Regions from separate parts of the Homo sapiens genome. Here region 1 is linked to region 2. Evidence: chromatin loops called from intact Hi-C (ENCODE). Cell type or tissue: dorsolateral prefrontal cortex. All regions are shown on one strand. Each heading gives the region's core, and the rest is flanking DNA. Links, peaks and the distances in the headings are about the cores only. Region 1 overlaps CABLES2 (Cdk5 and Abl enzyme substrate 2). Region 2 overlaps TAF4 (TATA-box binding protein associated factor 4).

Region 1 (2,876 bases), core at 61-2,560, 390 kb after region 2:
TGTGCTTATCAGCCATTTCTCGCATTCATGTGTAGGAAAAACCATGGAGACGTGTCCCTGGAGGGCAGGTTGTAAACTGCAACAGTTACTAGGAAGTCAGTCCTTTACATGCTCGTAACATGGGCGAGCTCTTGAGATGGGATCTGGGTGGCAGGAGAGGTTGCTTTTCAGAGGAAAGCTGCCTGGGACCCAGCATGGTGGAGCAGCTTTGAAGCTGAGTCCCCTCTGGGTGCATACTGGGTTCCAGGGGATGATCCTTGGCTTGAGGGCAGGCTGCTTGATGGAAGGGGACGCTCCACAATAAGAAAGAACAAAGGCTTTGGTTTGTCCTCATCCTCCAGTCTGTCCCACACACCTGCCATCTCTGGGTTTTGGTGGCCCCAGTGAGTGGCTGTGGAAAAGGAGGAGGGCCAGGTGGGTGCTGGCAGCTGTCCTGCACCACTGCTGGGGTCGGGTGGAGTTGCTGGTGGAGTTCTGTGATAGCAGAATTGGCATCTCCTTTCTGCGGAAGCACCAGTCTGCACAGAAAGCATAGGATGTATTGTATTAATGGGCTAGAGACAAAGTCGTCCCAGAGCCCCTCCAGGGCCAGGCAGGTTTATAAGGTAGTGGTAGGAAAAAGCTTGGTGGCTGAGGCAGTGGCCAGTTTTGAGACCAGCTGACCCCCCATGAAGAAAAACTCAGCAGTCCTTGGTTATTCAGTGTTTTTGATGAGGCAGCTAGCTGGAGCGCTGGACCATGCAGAATTTGTTGCAAGAACTTCAGACAGACGTGGAAAAACTAGAGATGGGGCCCTGCTGGCCTGCACAGAAGGGACAACGACCACCATTTGGGGTCCTTTTAGCATGGTGGGCTGCCCTGGCCGAGGTGGCCAAGATGGCACCTGTTTCCTGCCTCAGAAGAAAAGGCACTGACGCACTGACCCTTTGAGGTTGTGTGGGGTGTGGTCAGTGCCCTCCTGCCTGAGGGTCAAGTGTGTTTTCAAGTCAACTTCAGCAGACCTCATTTAACCATTTTTTGTTCCCTTAAAAAAAAAAGACCCAAAAAACCAAATCCCAATAAATATGTTATTTTTCTCCATCACAATATTGCTTAGAAAAATAAGAGCCGGCAAGCAGCAATTGTCCTGGAGGCCCAGAGTGTCTCCTGGTGAGAGGCAGAGGGTAGAGCATGGCATGGGATGGGCAGCTGTCTGTTGTGCCGTCGGTCTGTAGGACACAGGGGCGTTAGGATTTCACAGTGACACGATGCTTGAAGAACAGAGAGGTCCAAGAGTCCAAGAATGAGATCAAAATAAATCAGGAGACTGCTCCCGCTGGCCTAACTGGACACCAAAAGCTCCACTTGGGATGCAGTGAGGTGGGCGGAGAAAGCTCTGGAGGAGCTCGGCTTCAGGTGGCAGGGAGCCAGCGGCACAGTTGGTGTCGGGAGATGCTGCTGGGGAACCCGAAAAACCACATCTCCAAGATGAATGCCTAAATAAGTTAAACTCAGCCATTCCAGTGTGTTCAGTGAGGTCTAGAAACCCAGATCTCCACCCTGACGCTGTGGTGGCTGCGGTGGTTTGCAGAAGGCGAGGCCAGGGGAGACACACTGCAGCCGGCTCGCTGCTGCACGCTGTGAACAAAAGGTCCTGGTACCAGGCTGGTCTCAGGCACGTGAAAAAAATACCAGTAACAAACCTCACATTTAGTTTATGTAAAAATGCAGGAGAATTCTCAGAAATCCCCTCGGAGGGACGGTGCACTTGGGGATGAAAGCGACGTCTCTTTCCAAGGAAATGGCAAAGAGGCAAAAAGGAAAGCTGCACCAGCGGAGGCCAGGTGCCTCCTGCTAGCAGGTGCTGGGGGTGCTGGCAGGAGGAGGCGCGGGGCTTCAGTGGGACACCTCCCAGGCCGGCAAGTGCACCTCGGTGCCCTGAGCCTTCTGTGGGGCCTCTGCTAGAACTGCTGGGTGAGGCGCCTGTAATGAGGTAACACTTGGTTCTCGGGAAGATACAGGGCCAGCTCCAAGGCCACGAGCACTGTGAACTCAAACCCTATCAGGTCGCGCCTGTTGAATCGAAACCTTTCTTCTAACTTCTGCAGGGGAGAAGAGAGAAGGGTTACACGGGAGCCTTCCCTCTTCCACATTTCCCACCCGGCCAGCCCCATCCCAGCAGTGGCCCTGGCTCGATGTCATGACCCTGCCTGCAGTGCCTGCCGAGCCGGGCACTCACATCGATGAGCTGCGTCACGCCGCTCTTGCGCAGGTCACTGCTGATCTTGGCAGCCAGCAGCACGCAGGCGCCAGCGCACAGCTTGCGGTTCTGTTTGCTGAGCTTGCCCTGCAGGACCAGCTTCTCAAAGTACACGTAGGCCATGGCCACCGTCACGGGCTCCAGGCTGCACTCCTCCGACAGGCTCCGCATCTCCCGCTTTAAGCTGTGGGTTAAGACAGAAGCCATGTCCCTGGGGGCTCTGGCTGGGGCTGAGGAGGCAGCCCCCTGCCACCACCAACCGAGGCTGGAGCGATGTAGCTTTGGGCCGCAAGAAACACCACCGCATCCTTCAGGGGATGGTACCCTCCGCCGTACCATGTATAACGCCCAGGGCAGGGCGCATGGGCAGGGACCGGCAGGCTGGGTTTTGGCTTCCCCCGTCCCGTGGGTGGGCACCCATGGCAGCTCCCACCTGTGCCTGGTGGGTGGAGCCACAGAGGACAGGCTCTGCTCTCGGTGGGGGGCAGTGGTCTCTGATGAGGGGTGGTTTTAGGAAGAGCCTTGAAGGGAGGTGCCAGGGTATTGAGTGAGCTGCCCTCTGGAACACTGGGGCAGAGGCCGGCAGGGCAGGCCCCCAGTACAGGGCCGTGGCCAGGAGCCCGACGTGAGCCCAGCA
Region 2 (2,926 bases), core at 311-2,810:
TACAAAGTGTAAGCTGTACCTCTCGAGCATTTATTTTCCTGTATTTCATCAAGGTTTTTAAAGTGCAGGAATGATTACAGATAAAGAAGCTAACCATGGAAAATACATAAAATTAAAAATCATACTGACAGTGGTGATGGTTACACAACACAGTAAATGAAATCAGTGCCACTGAACTAGATACTTAAAATGGCCAATTTTATGTAAATGTACATTTTACCCAATTAAATAAAAGCCCAATGGCAGCTGGCTCTGGGAGCAGCCCTTGGTGTTGAGCGGCCAGGGGCCCGCGAGGCCCTCACCTGGCTGCAGTGGGTTCAGCTGGATCTGCTGAGGCGTGGTGAGCATGATCCGGTTGTGAGGCTGCCGCAGGGCGACCATGGGTGTCTGCGTCAACGTCACCTGCGGGGGCCGGATCAGGGCTCCTGGCTTCGGAGGCTGCTGGATGACCTGAGGCAGAGCCAGCAGAGAATGGTGAGCATGCTCCCCGAGGGCCAGGGGCCACTCAGTCCCTAGCAGGAGGTTCTTCCCTTCCCTTCCTTTGCACCCCACGCCCCCAGTAAGAAGTCCTAGGAAGACCCCGTGTGCAGCTCAGCCCCAGCAGGCTGCAGGACCATGCTCTGGCCATGGACTCGGCCAGACCAGGGCAGGACGTGGGCGAGGGGTGCCCGTGTGAGCACAGAAGGGGCAAGCGGGAGCAGATCTGCTGCCTAGAAGCTGCCCCTGGGCATTGGTCAGGGCCTGGAGGGGGCGGGTGGCAAACTGATGCCTGCTGACCTCAGCAACCCAGGATGGAGCAGACCACTGCCCCCCAAATATTAGCAGAGGTGACATTGTTGCCTGGTGGCTACAGGTCAAGTGGTTCTATCTCATCTGAATTTTCTTTTTTCTTTTCTTTTCTTTTTTTTTTTTTTTTTGAGACAAGTCTCGCTCTGTCGCCCAGGCTGGAGTGTAGTGGCATGATCTCGGTTCACTGCAACCTCTGCCTTCCGGGCTCAAGTGATCTTACACCTCAGCTTCCCGAGCACCTGGGACCATAGGCACCCACCATGTCTGGCTAATTTTTGTAATTTTTTTTTTGTAGAGATGGGGTTTCACCACATTGGCCAGGTTGGTCTTGAACTCCTAGGCTCAAGCGATCCTCCCACTTTGACCTCCCAAAGTGCTGAATTACAGGCATGAGCTACCAAACCCAGCTCCCTTTCTGAATTTTCTGTAAGGCGGCTGAGGGCTTTTCTACTGGAGTGGGGTTAGAGTTCCTAAGTCCTGCCTGAACTTGGCCCTCAAGGGCCTCCACCCACTGCTCCCAGCATGGCCAGCTCTGTCCGCCCAGCCCCTGCTGGGCCCCTCGTGGCAGGGTCTGCCCAGCTCTGCTGTCATCCTGCCTCTCACTCTCACCTCCGGCACAAGGCAGAGATCCAAAACCTGGCAGCACTGACCATGGCCTATGCTCTGGCCCTGTCCCCAGGATGCTGGGGCCTAGAGACACTGGCATCCTTGTCAAAAGCCAATGCTCAAGTCCATAAGGCCTGGCCTCAAACCTCTGGGCCCAGGTGCTTCAGAATTTAGTCGCTACCATTTTGCAAAGGTGCCCTGGCAGGTAAACTCTATGCTGCAGAACATGTGTGGGGACCTGGGGAAGCGGCCTATAATGCAAACATGTCTCCAACGAAACAGGAACACCCACACTGGACAGGAAGAGCCTCAGGCAGCTCAGGCAATGCTCAGGCCAGGCCCTGCGGCGCAGGGAACCTGCCATCAAATGCCCGGGCCAGGCCCTGCGGTGCAGGGAGCCTGTCATCGAATCAGGGAGAAGCCTGGGTTCTGCCTCCACAGGCTTCAGGGTGCAGGCAATGGATTGGATGCCCTGGATCCCACTGGCTGTGCTCTGCAGACTCACACGTGGTCAGGAGGAGCCCAGGGAAGCAGAATGCAGAGGTGATCCTGCTGCCAAACACAGCACCTAATTCTAAAAACACCCATGCTGCTTGTGTGTGACTAAGCACCAGAGGTCAAAACTTGGCAAGAAAATGATTGCCCACAGGCTGTGCCTGCTTAAACAGAACCCACCTTTTTGGGTAAAGTAGCTCCACTGACTAGTGAACAGGGAAGTTCTGTCCTTACACTAAAGCAAGAGGCACGGCACATCTCTTTCCCTCTGGAGTCAAAAGGCAGGCAAGGAAGCCCTCTCTTTACACAGGCGCTCAGCCCTTCCCTGGCCTTTATAAGGGACACCCTCCCTCCATGCCATTTCACCCTGTTCTCCTCGCTATTATCAAGACAAAAACAAATGCAACTTGAACAGAGCACAAGAGCCAGCCCCCTAATGGCTACTCCTCACCCAGCTGGTTCTGATGTGTACACCATCACAACACATACCAGCTCATGATGAGGGAGCCCGCACCATTTTGTTGTTTAAGCTGTCTTTAGAGGAAGAAAACACCTCTGAAATTTTTTTAAAACTGCCCCTCTACGTTTGGTGAATCCCTCTGCCCATGAAAGGGAATGTGCTCAAAATGTAATTCTTCTGGCAAAGACATCCTTTCTCTAGCTGCAGAGCAAACGTCATGACTATAAAACCAAGAAAGCCAGATCCAAACTGCACATAAGTGAACCGCTATGAGCAGCCGCGGCTTCGCCTCCCGGGACTCACCTAAATCCACCCTGTGCTGTGAGCTGCTACCCTGCCTCCAGTCTCCTGCCCACCTGTCCCACGCAGGTGCCCGTGTCTTACGCTTGGACCGCTGCTCCTAATCCAAGAGAACATCTATCTACAAGATCCTCTAAAAGCACGCTGCATTCATTTACACCAGTAACATCCCCAGACAAGGCAGGGCGGGGACGTGCCGGTGGTTCAAAGCCAACTCAACTATTTCATTTTACTGAGACAAAATACAACATCCCAGGGCCTCAACCTCTGGTTTCT

Evidence for each region. A loop is a pair of places that touch in the nucleus more often than their neighbours do. Peaks named below come from ENCODE experiments on the same cell type or tissue, not always from the same donor. Only the 100,000 strongest peaks of a DNase experiment are listed, where the experiment ranks them.
Region 1: it touches region 2 in a loop (2.8-fold over the local background); 27 of 110 quality-filtered maps call a loop at or near these places.

Annotation. Positions count from the first base shown.
Region 1 is chr20:62,389,031-62,391,906 of GRCh38, forward strand. CABLES2 (Cdk5 and Abl enzyme substrate 2) reads right to left here. Exons shown (of 10, transcript NM_031215.3): 9 at 2,219-2,423; 10 at 1-2,081. The coding sequence ends at 1,941. Among named protein-coding and RNA genes, the nearest start is that of RPS21, 3.4 kb to the left of the region's middle. In dorsolateral prefrontal cortex, for the core only: no CTCF peak of the experiment used is centred there; a DNase peak (open chromatin) is centred at 1,415; H3K27ac peaks cover 857 bases.
Region 2 is chr20:62,003,429-62,006,354 of GRCh38, forward strand. TAF4 (TATA-box binding protein associated factor 4) reads right to left here. Exons shown (of 15, transcript NM_003185.4): 8 at 303-450. Among named protein-coding and RNA genes, the nearest start is that of MIR1257, 51 kb to the left of the region's middle. RefSeq lists enhancers at 1-442, 443-943. In dorsolateral prefrontal cortex, for the core only: no CTCF peak of the experiment used is centred there; no DNase peak of the experiment used is centred there.